Linked DNA regions of Homo sapiens: region 2 is linked to region 1. A link is an interaction called in ENCODE POLR2A ChIA-PET data of the cell type or tissue named here. Cell type or tissue: CD4-positive, alpha-beta T cell. All regions are shown on one strand. Links, peaks and the distances in the headings refer to the core of each region. The heading gives the core; the rest is flanking DNA.

What was found. ChIA-PET counts read pairs that join two places held together with the same protein. Peaks named below come from ENCODE experiments on the same cell type or tissue, not always from the same donor. Only the 100,000 strongest peaks of a DNase experiment are listed, where the experiment ranks them.
Region 2: POLR2A ChIA-PET joins it to region 1 with 10 read pairs; 4 of 35 experiments call an interaction of 5 or more read pairs at or near these places.

The regions. Positions count from the first base shown.
Region 1 is chr17:31,275,760-31,282,430 of GRCh38, reverse strand. The region is part of intron 36 of NF1 (neurofibromin 1); the gene reads right to left. Among named protein-coding and RNA genes, the nearest start is that of OMG, 18 kb to the left of the region's middle. In CD4-positive, alpha-beta T cell, for the core only: no CTCF peak of the experiment used is centred there; no DNase peak of the experiment used is centred there.
Region 2 is chr17:30,967,790-30,972,857 of GRCh38, reverse strand. It overlaps RNF135 (ring finger protein 135), which reads right to left and starts at 1,819. Exons shown (of 5, transcript NM_032322.4): 1 at 1,413-1,819. The coding sequence starts at 1,784. RefSeq lists enhancers at 1,004-1,253, 1,282-1,843, 1,944-2,193, 1,844-2,405, 2,474-2,533 and 1 more and a silencer at 1,324-1,863. In CD4-positive, alpha-beta T cell, for the core only: a CTCF peak has its summit at 2,462; DNase peaks (open chromatin) are centred at 1,557 and 2,317; H3K4me3 peaks cover 1,668 bases.

The DNA of each region.
Region 1 (6,671 bases), core at 2,127-4,626:
TACACAACTCTGAATATGCAAAATTGTATACTTTTTTTTTTTTTTTTTTGAGATGGAATCTCGCTCTGTCACCCGGGCTTGAGTGCTGTGGCGCTATCTCAGCTCACTGCAAGCTCCGCCTCCCAGGTTCAAGCCATTCTCCTGCCTCAGCCTCCCAAGTAGCTGGGACTACAGGTGCCTGCCACCGCGCCCAGCTGATTTTTTGTATTTTTAGTAGAGACGGGGTTTCACCGTGTTAGCCAGGATGGTCTTGATCTCCTGACCTCGGGATTCACCTGCCTCGGCCTCCCAAAGTGCTGGGATTACAGGCGTGAACCACCACGCCCGGCCCAAAATTGTATACTTAAAAAAAAGATTTTTTTTTTTTTTTCCAGACAGGGTCTCTCTCCATTGTCCAGGCTGGAGTGCAGTGGCTTGATCTCAGCTTGCTGCAGCATCAACCTCCCGGGCTCAAGTGATTCTCCCACCTCAGCCTCCTGAGTAGTTGGGACTACAGGCATCAACCACCACATCCAGCTAATTTTTGCAATTTTTTTTGTAGAGGCAGGGTATCACTATGTTGCCCAGGCTGGTCTCGAACTCCTGGACTCAAGTGACTCTCCCAACCTCAGTCTCCCAAAGTGCAGGGATTATAGGTGTGAGCCACTGTGCCCAGGCAATTGTACACTTCAAAAAGGGTGAATTTCATTTCAATGAATTTTTTTTTTTTAAACTTGCCTAGGGGGTCAGAGTCAGGTTATCAAGATGGGTATTAAATGGAAAGGATAATGTCCCATGATAAAGGAAGGGCATTCAAACCAGGTGGAAAAGAGTATGCAAAAGCAGAGAGACATGTGAGGATGTCAGGGCATGGCAAAGGGGGCAATGGTGAGATGGTCAGCATAGCTGAAGCACCAAGTAGAGTTTAAAGCATCCTTCTACAGACATTACCCAACACTATGATGATTTAAGATGATTAACCAGTATTATTCCATATAAATGATCAATTGAGACAAATGCTTTTAAGACTTTTTTCTAGCATTATAGTGGAGATAATGTACAAAACATTCATTTGTCATTCTGAGCTTTTTGGGCAGACTTTGTGGCTTAGCCAGCTCCTAGAGTCTTCTTGGATCAACTGCCCTGATGATACCTTCAACAATGTGTCATAAACACTTCCCTGAGAATAGCCCAGAAGTTCACACAGGCTTACTTGGAATCACATCAACAACAGTAGAATCATCAGATTTTCAGAATACAAGGTCAGCATCTAGCCTCTTACCAAAATGACTTTCGATCTGCTTTGGCTCAGCAATCGTGCAAGTAAGGTGAGCTGTATAACAGATTATGAAGAGACTTGTATGAGATGCTAAAAAATATTTTTATAAGCCAGTGACTTTTTGAAATGTAGTACATATATGATTGGGTGCTACATGAAACAGGCATTTCATAGTTCTATATTTCCTTTTACTGTTGCCTTTTGTTGGTTTTCTAGTTATGGCAATCAATATTGATTTTCCATTCACAGTATAAACTTTCCTTTAAGAAAAAAAAGTCTATAAAAATACTGAATAAATAATATAGATGGTTATGAAGAAATGGCAAAAAAAAAAAAAATCCCCGAAGTAATACATGAATACCTTAAGCAAGAAAACTTAGCTAAAAGGAGCACATAAAGATTTTACCTGGAAGTGAAATGGTCACATTTCAGAGAGATGATTCTGGCAGTAATGTGTAAGATGGAGGCAATCTTACACCGGGGTAAAATACCGGTGACAAATACTCCAATTAGGAAATTGTTGTAATAGCCTAGACCAGAGGTCAGCAAAGTATGGCCCACTTACAATATCCTTCCCACAGCCTGCTTGTGACCTATTTTTGTATGGCCTCCAGGCTAAGTATGATTCTTACTTTTTTTTTTTTTTTTTTTTTTTTGAGACAGAGTCTCACTCTGTCGCTCAGGCTGGAGTGCAGTGGCGCGATCCCGGTTCACTGCAACCTCTGCCTCCCGGGTTCAAGCGATTCTCCTGCCCCAGCCTCCTGAGTAGCTGGGATTACAGGCACATACCCACACACCACCACGCCCAGCTAATTTATCTTTAGTAGAGACGGGTTTTCACCATGTTGGCCAGGCTGATCTTGAACTCCTGACCTCGTGATCCACCCTGCCTCGGCTTCCCAAAGTGCTGCAATTACAGGTGTGGGTTCTTACATTTCTTTCTTTTTTAAAAAAAAAAAAAATTAAAAAAAAACTTTATATGGGCTATAAAGCCTAAAATGTTTACTATTTGGTCCTTTACAGAAAAAATTTGCCAACCCCAGCTTAGACAACTGCTGAAGCTACCAAATAAGTTGGTAGCATGAGAGTGAAGCATAAAACAAAATTTCTGAAGCAGAATCAGTAAGACTTAATGACTAATCAGATGTATGTGGTAAGAGCAGGTAAAAATTAAGATTCTATAAACTCAGACAGATAGGGATACTATCATCCAAGAGAAGAAAACAGAAAGGAGAGCATCTTTTTAAAATTAAATCATTTTTCTTTGATTATGAAAAATAAGTGACAACAAGCCAAAATTAGATAACAGACTTACAGTATTATACCATTAGGAAGACAAACTTGCTCAAAGATGGGCATTCACCCTGAGAACCTATGTTTTACAACTATGGAGAAATGTGTTCTTTTTCCTATATTAGATTTCTAAAATGAAGAGGCTGAGATTTTACTATTGAAGAGAATCATGCTTATATACAATTCTAGAAGGTACTCACAATTAGGCCTCTCATAACAATGGCCTGTCTTTTTGCATATCCATTGTTCACAAAACTCCCAAATAGTTTCTTCCTTTTTTTTTTTTTTTTAAAGAGGCTGGAATTCTCCTTTGTTGCCCAGACTGGATTCTGAGCTCAAGCGATCCTCCCACCTCAGGCTCCCAAGTAGCTAGGATTACAAAATAGTTTCTTGAAAAACAACTGTCTACGCTAAAAAGCCACTTTTCAGTGCTATATACTACTAAAATGTTTTAAATGTTCTACTTTTAAATATAGGTTACAAACCTAGTAGCATAAAAATTTTAATCCTGAAAACCTGAATTGCTTTCAGACAACATCAGGTGCATTCAGGGTGGTATGGCTGTAGGCCTGAACTGCTTTCAGAAATAACCAAACATACATAAATTCATTTCAAAACAAAATTTTTTTGAGACAGGGTCTCGCTCTGTCCCCTTAACTGGCTGAAGTGCGGTGGTGGGAACATAGCTCACTGCAACCTTGAACTCCTGGGGTCAGGCGATCTACTTGCCTCAGCTTCCCAAGTGGCTAAGACTATACAGGTGTGTGCCACCACACCTGGCTAATTTTTTTTTAAATGTACTTTGTAGAGACAGGGTCTCATGATGTTGCCCAGGCTGGTCTCAAACCCCTGGCTTCAAGTGATCCTCTTGCCTTGGCCTTCCAAAGCACTGGGATTATAGGCATGAGCCACTGAAGCTGACCTCATTTCAAAATTTTAGAAGTCCTATTTAAAAGAGACATGAAGGCCAGGCGCGGCGGCTCACGCCTGTAATTCCAGCACTTTGGGAGGCTGAGGTGGGCAGATCACCTGAGGTCAGGAGTTCCAGACCAGCCTGGCCAATGTGGTGAAACCCCATCTCTACTAAAAATACGAAAATTAGCCAGGCGTGGTGGCAGGCACCTGTAATCCCAGCTACTCAGGAGGCTGAGGCAGGAGAATCACTTGAATCTGGGAGGTGTAGGTTGCAGTGAGCTGAGATCGTGCCACTGCACTCCAGCCTAGGCAACAAGAGCGAAACTCTGTCTCAAAAAAAAAAAATAATAAAAAAATAAACGAATGAATGAATGAGACATGAGGCACAGGTGCAATGAGCATAGACATGGCATAAAACTTAATAGGATTTTCTAAAAAAAAAAAAAAAAAAAAAAAAAAAAAAAAAAAAAAGCTTCAATTACCAAGGCAATGTCTGTGCAAATATCACTCAAGAAAAGATCTCTGTGTTCTTTTCAAAAAAAAAAAAAAAAAAAAAACCCAAAAAATCCAAAAAGACCAAAGAAAAAAATTACAGAAGGGAAAACTGGACCTGTTTCTAAAGTAAAATATTAAAACTGCAATTTGAAATTCTCAAGAAAGTGCTATATGAAATTTATGATCATTCTCATCATTTTCAGAAATTACTTTTTTCCATTTTCTTAAGAATTTTGGAAGAATCAATACGTGAGGGAAGACAGTTCTGGAAACATTTCAAAAACAGATCAACGGAAAGTAATGTAAGTATATAAAGAAAGACACAATTTTTTAACTTAATTTTTGTTTTTTAGAGACAAGGTCTTGCTCTGTTGCTCAGGTTAGGGTATCCATAGCTCACTGTAGCCTTGAATTTCTGGGCTCAAGCAATCCTCCTACATCAGCCTCCTGAGTTGCTGGGACTATAGCTCACATCCCACCATGCCTGGTGATTTTAGGAAGATGATACAGTGTACATACAGCTTGTAGCAATTAAGGTTCTAGCAGGAAACAGGTGGCAAATTCAAACTGAGATATTAGAGATTATGTATAAAGGAGAAGGCAGGTTTTAAGGAAACTCTTAAGAGACAGTGTGATACTACACCTGAAGTAGTGAGTGCAGGAAGCAGTTAGCAGAAAGCAGACACAGAGTAGGTTGTGTGGAGAGGGTCACCCAACAAAAACCATACTGCATGGATGGATGTAGCCAGCCCACTGGGACCCTGCAGAAACGGAGCCAAAAATATATACCTCCTAACCTTACTCTCTTTCTTCTCCCTAATCTTCCGCTTGTATTCCCTATGGGCCAGCTGAAAGCCAGAAAGGAGGGGAGCCCAATGATACCCTCTACACAGGTCAGCCTCTTAGGGTACACAGCAGGGTAAAGAACAGAGTGGATTTGAAGAGGCAAAGGCAAGATGTCCAGCATGTAGTTATGTTAGTCAGCACGAACTAATTTCTGTCACAAATAATCCCAAAATATCACTGGCTAAGACAACAAAAGTTAATTTCTCTTAAATCATGCTTTCTAATGGTTTTACCATCTTCTGGCGTCTTGGAGACCCCCTCCACTGAACCGTCTGTTTCTAGTAGGCGTTGATAGAAGAAAGCAAGAATGGAAGATTGGTGAGAAGTTAGACATCAGGCTTAAAAATCATATACAGTTGACCCTTAAACAACATGGCTTTGAACCATGCTGATCCACTTATACAGAGGTTTACTTCCACCTCTGCCAGCCCGGGGACAGTAAGACCAATCCCTCTTCTTTCTCCTCCACCTACTCAACATGAAGATAAAGAGGATGAAGACCTTCGTGATAATCCACTTCCACTCAGAGAACAGTAAATATATTTTCTCTTCCTCATGATTTTCTGGGTAACAATTTCTTTTCTGGAGCTTATTTCACTCTAAGAATATAGCATATACAACATTTAACTTACAAAACATGTTAATCTGTTTATGTTATCAAAAGGCTTCCGATCAACAGTCTTATTAGTAGTTTAGTTTTTGGGGAGGCAAAAGTTATACGTAGATTTTCCATTGCGTGGAGATTCAGTGCCCCTAACCCCAGTGTTGTTCAAGGGTCGATTGTACATCATTGGAACTGACATTTTACTGGCCAGAACTCAGTCAGATGGTACCACCTAACTATCAGAATGCTAAGAGTGGTATGGTGCTGTGCCCAGAAGGAAGAAGAGAAACATGAATATGCTAAGTACTATTCTTATCATGTATTATGTAACACTCCAGTAGAAAATGGAACAGCACCCCAAAATCAATCTCATCAATATTTCTGCAGCGCAACATTAATATCCACACTAAGTGAAACAAAGATAGCTAAAAACCTCCCATCTATGCAGATAAGGCATTTGCACCAAATAAATTTTGGTGTCAAACTTTTTTATTTTTTGATAAAACTTAAGGTTTTTGGAGGATTTGGGGTTTCAGATTACAGACAAGGGATTATGAATGTGCATTATGATCCACATTGTACAAATGAAGAAATCTTCTCAAAACAGCAGCCAGGAAAGTAGAGATGAAAGTTAAACTCAAGCCTGTGCCTTCCAAATTTATGCTAATGTGAAGGGAAAACTGCAAATAACCAAATAACTCTTACTTTAGACATCATTAATGATACCAGCCCTCCGACATGGAGAAACAGGAGGTATTTCAATGAATTCCAATACTTATTGTGCCCCTTTTTTTTTTTTTTTTTTTTTTTTGAGATGGAGTCTTGCTCTGTCCCCCAGGCTGGAGTGCAGTGGTGCGATCTCAGCTCACTGCAACCTCCACCTCCTGGATTCAAGCGATGCTCCTGCCTCAGCCTCCCAAGTAGCTGGGACTACAGGCGCATACCACCAAGCCTGGCTAATTTTTTGTATTTTTAGTAGAGATGGGGTTTCACCGTGTTAGCCAGGATGGTCTCCATCTCCTGACCTCGTGATCTGCCCACCTCGGCCTCCCAAAGTGCTGGGATTACAGGCATGAGCCTGTGTCCTATTCTTTATAACTGGCCCTGTGTCCTATTCTTTATAAACACTCACTATATTAGAAGCTAGAGGGAATAGAAGGAATAAGAGGTGGTATCTTACCACAAAAAAAGCCAGAATATGGTGGAAGATTTAGTTTCTTTAGTGAAAATGAGACTCTGATCAAAGTATAAAGTACTAAA
Region 2 (5,068 bases), core at 490-2,989, 310 kb after region 1:
GTTGCAGTGAGCCAAGATCATGCCACTACACTCCAGCCTGGCAACAGAGCAAGACTCCATCTCAAAACAAAACAAACAAAAAAAATGTGGCACATCCACCCAATGGAATATCATTCAGCCCCATAAAAGGAATAAAGTTCTGACACATGCTACAACATGAATGAACTTTGAAAACACTATGCTAAGTGAAAGAAACCAGGCACAAAGGGACAAACATTGAACGATTCCAGTTATATGAAATATCTAGAACAGGCAAACTCAGATACAGAAAGTAGCTTAGATGTGAGCAGGGGCTAGAGGGAGGAGAAATGAGGAGTTACTGCTTAATGAGTACAAAGTTTCTGTTTATGATGATGAAACAGTTTTGGAAACAGAAGTGATAGTTGCACAACAGGAAATGTAACTAATTTGTCACTGAATTGTACACTTAAAAATGGTTAAAATAGGCGGGGCGCGGTGGCTCACACCTGTAATCCCAGCACTTTAGGAAGCCGAGGCGGGCAGATCACGAGGTCAGAAGATCGAGACCATCCTGGCTAACAACGGTGAAACCCCGTCCCTATTTTTTAAAAAAAGAAAAAAACATACAAAAAATTAGCCAGGCGTGGTGGCGGGCGCCTGTAGTCCCAGTTACTCGGGAGGCTGAGGCAGGAGAATGGCGTGAACCCGGGAGGCGGAGCTTGCAGTGAGACAAGATGGCGCCACTGCACTCCAGCCTGGGCCACAAAGCAAAACTCCGTCTCAAAAAAATAAAAGGTTAAAATGAGGCCAGGCGCTGTGGCTCATGACTGTAATCCCAGCACTTTGGGAGGCCGAGGCGGACGGATCATCTGTGGTCAAGAGTTTGAGACTAGCCTGGCTAACATGTCGAAACCCCGTCTCTACTAAAAATACCAAAATTAGCCGGGCGTGATGGCGCACGCCTGTAATCCCAGCTACTCTCGAGCCTGAAGCAAGAGAATCACTCGACCCTGGGGGGCGGAGGTTGCAGTGAGCCGAGATCACGCACGCCATTGCACTCCATCCAGCCTGGGCGACAGAGCGAGACTCCGTCTCAAAGAAATAAAGAAAAAGGTTAAAATGGCCAGTTTTAATGTTATATAGATCTTACCACAATTTTACAAGTTTCAGAGAAAGAGACCGAAGATCGATTGGGAAGAAGTTGAAATATGCCAAGCTGTGTAACAGCTAAGTTGACAAGCTTTCGGAAGATGGGGAATTTGTTTTTTTCTACTTCTTCATACTTTTATGAACTTTCCAAAGTGCCTCCGAAGAGCGGAACTCGACTTTTAGACTGAGAAAAGGAACGTAAAAGTAGAACGGCTGAGGAAAGGGGTTCGAGCCACATGGGAAAGGGTCAGGCGGCGGGCAGCCCGGGGGAGCCAGGGGAGCTGCGGGCCCGGCCTCCCTACCCGCTGCAGTTCCGGGCGGCGCCGGGGCCTCGCGGCCGCGCTGGAGAGGGAACTGGAGCCCGGGCAGGGGCAGTGGGCAGGGTCGGAGCCCGCCTGTATCTCGCGTGCGGCGCGGCGGTACTTGTCGGCCAGGTCCTGCAGTAGCGTGTTCTTCCGCAGGTGCGGCTGCTGCGCGGCGCCCTGGCGGCAAGTGGGGCAGGCCCAGCGGCGGGCGTCGCGGGCGCCCCACAGGGCCTCCAGGCAGTGGCGGCAGAAGCTGTGGCCGCAGGGCAGCGTGGCGGGCCAGTCCAGCAGCCCCTGGCAGATGATGCAGCCGAGGTCGTCCTCGGCCAGCCACACGGGAACGGCGGAGCCCAGGCCCAGGCCCGCCATGGCCAACAGGCGGCCGGGGCGCGGACGTCGGGGTTGAGCCGGGCGAGTCTCCTCAGGCTCCTCCCTCGCCCTTCCTCTTCCCCTTGCCCTCCTCCTTTTCTCGGCCGCCTTTTCTCCTCCTTCCTTGGCGCCACCCCGTCTCCTTCCTCCGATCCTGCTGAAAACAGACTTAGAGCCTCCAGTGCCCAGCTGGAAAGACAGAGCTGACCTTCAGTGGCGGCCTCTTGCCCTGGGAAACCAACATGCCGCGAGCTGCTAGAAACCCGCGGAGGTCTCCAAGATTCCCTTTAGCTGGATGTCCCTCCATTAAGATGCAGCACCGTTGGATGTCTTCGTCCGTTGGCTTAAAAAAAAATAAACAACAAAAAAGATGCAACACCGACAACTCTTGGGAGGAGAGGACTCCATTCAGCAGCTTATTTATGAGAATGAGCCCACGAAGTGTCATCCAGCTCCTCTAACAAGTAGCAGGGGATTAAAGATCACCGATGCACAGCCACAGGGAGCGTCCTCAAAAATGCTGATGTTCGGCCCCGCTCGCAGGGAGTCTGATTTCATTGTCTTGGGTGGAGCACGGGTATTTTGTAAAACCTCCCCCAGGTGATTCTGACGCGCATTCAAGGTTGAGTGAGCGAACCCTTGGCTTTTTAACTCGCAGGTATAATGCAGAGTTGTGCGCTGTGTCCTTACCGCCTTCTGCGGGATGTAAGCGCGTTTCCCAACAGACACTCGGACAAAATTCTAGAAAGTGTTTTCCTGAGAAGGCTCACTCACTCACTCACTTCGCATCCCAGTCCTAAACGCATTGCAACCAGAAAATGTTAGAGCTAAAAGAGCACCACGTCCTCCCAGATGACCCAAAGAGGTTAAAAAAAAAAAAAAGAGAAAAAAGAAAAACTTGCAGGCTCTCATGGTAACAATGAAGCGTCAGAGACTAAAACCCACAACTCCCCAATCTGTTGAAATGAACTAACAACGTCTCATGCTTTACTTTATCCTTTCTGGCCTGGGCTCAAAGTAGGTATCAGATAATACAAGTTTGTAGCCGACCTTTGGATCACTTGAAGTCAGGAGTTCAAGACCAGCCTGGCCAACATGGTGAACCCTCATCTCTACTGAAAATACAAAAAGAAAAGAAAAGAAAAGCCAGGCGCCCTGGCGCATGCCTGTAATCCCAGCTACTTGGGAGGCTGAGGCAGGAGAATCTCTTGAACCCGGGAGGCGGAGGTTTCAGTGAGCCAAGACTGCGCCACTGCACTCCAGCCTGGGCGACATAGGGAGACTCCGTCTCAAAAAAAAAAAAAAAAAAAAAAAGAAAAAAAAGAAAGAAAAGAAAGAAAAAAAAGCGTTTGTGGTTATTTCTAATACTGGAAGTGTCATGGAGTAGGCAGCGCTGCTCATCAACGTTTCCAGTGCTTTCCCTTTCTGGGCACATGGTAGGACTGGCACTTCCCTGACCCACTTGAAACACACAGAGGTAATATGTTACTTCCCACCAGCTTTAAAGGCGACTGAGCCGGCCATTGTATCCCTTTCTGCCAGCTGCCCCAATTATGGAGATGAAACCATCATCCGGTGACCTGGGTCACTGAGTGGCTAAGATGAGCAGACTCCCTGCCAACGCACCCTAGGATACGTAGTAAGAGGGAGAAGAAAACTAGGATGTATTCAGCTTACTGAGATTTAGTGGGTGTGTGCTGCTACAGCATAACCTAGCCTATCCTGACTGATGTATTACCTGGATCTTGTTCTAGAATCTCCGCATCGGAGTAAAATCGTAGTTTCTAAGAGCCTCTTTTTTTCTGTAAAACGGGCATGATACTAAACACTTAAACATGCTCAGATCTTCCAACTTAAAAAATGAAATCACTGGCGGGGCGTGGTGGCTTATGCCTGTAATCTCAGCACTTTGGGAGGCTGAGGCAGGTGGATTGCCTGAACTCAGGAGTTCGAGACCTGCCTGAGCAACATGGTGAAACCTTGCCTCTACAAAAAAAATACAAAAACTACCTAGACATGGTAGCGCAGGCCTGTGATCCCAGCTACTCAGGAGACTGAGGTGGGAGGATTGCTTGAGCCAGGGAGGTGGAGGCTGTAATGAGCCATGAGATCTCAGGAGGTCAAGACTGTGGTTAGCTGTGATCACACCACTTCACTCCAGCCTGGGGAAGGAGCTAGACCTAGTCTCAAAAAAATTAAAAATTAAAAAATAAAATAAAATCACCTTTGACCTGAGCCTCCCTGGAACCAGCTCTCCTCTTCTCCATTTCACAGCCAAGTTTCTGGAAAGAGTGAGTTAACCAGTAGTTTTCAAACTTTTTTCTTGGACACGCCCTAAAAGTTTTATGCAAAATCATGCAGTGGTTATAAGAAAGGGGGAAGTGGGGGCCGGGCGCAGTGGCTCACGCCTGTAATCCCAGCACTTTGGGAGGCTGAGGCGGGCGGATCATGAGGTCAGGAGATTGAGACCATTCTGGCTAACACGGTGAAACCCCGTCTCTACTAAAAAATACAAAAAAAATTAGCCGGGCGTGACGGCGGGAGCCTGTAGTCCCAGCTACTCAGGAGGCTGAGGGAGGAGAATGACCTGAACCCAGGAGGCGGAGCTTGCAGTGAGCTGAGTTCGCACCACTGCACTCCAGCCTGGGCGACAGAGCAAGACTCTGTCTCAAAAGAAAAAAAAAAAAGAAAGAAAGAAAGGGGGAAGGGGGAGAGTGGTCAGCTCTGGTAGTAAAAATATATTAGCAAATTCTTCATTTATATCAGATTTTTTTTTTTTTTGAGATGGAGTCTCACTTTGTTGCCCAGGCTGGAGTGGAGTGGAGTGGCACAATCTCGTCTCACTGCAACCTCCACCTCCCGGGTTCAAACCATTCTCCTGCCTCAGCCTCCGGAGTAGCTGAGATTACAGGCGCTCGCCACCATGCCCGGCTAATTTTGTATTTTTAGTAGAGATGGGGTTTCCCCATGTTGACAGGGTTTCTCCATGTTGGCCAGGCTTGTCTCGAACTCCTGACCTCAGGTGATCCGCCCACCTCATCCTCCCAAGTGCTAGGATTACAGAGGTGAGCCACCGCGCTCAGCCTACATCAGACATTTTGTCATTCTTGGCCGAGTGCGGTGGCTCATGCCTGTAATCCCAGGACTTTGGGAGGCCGAGGCAGGCGGATCATGAGGTCAGGAGTTCGAAAAATACAAAAAAAAATTAGCTGGGCGTAGTTGCAGGCACCTGTAATCCCAGCTACTCAGGAGGCTGAGGCAAGAGAATCATTTGAACCCGGGAG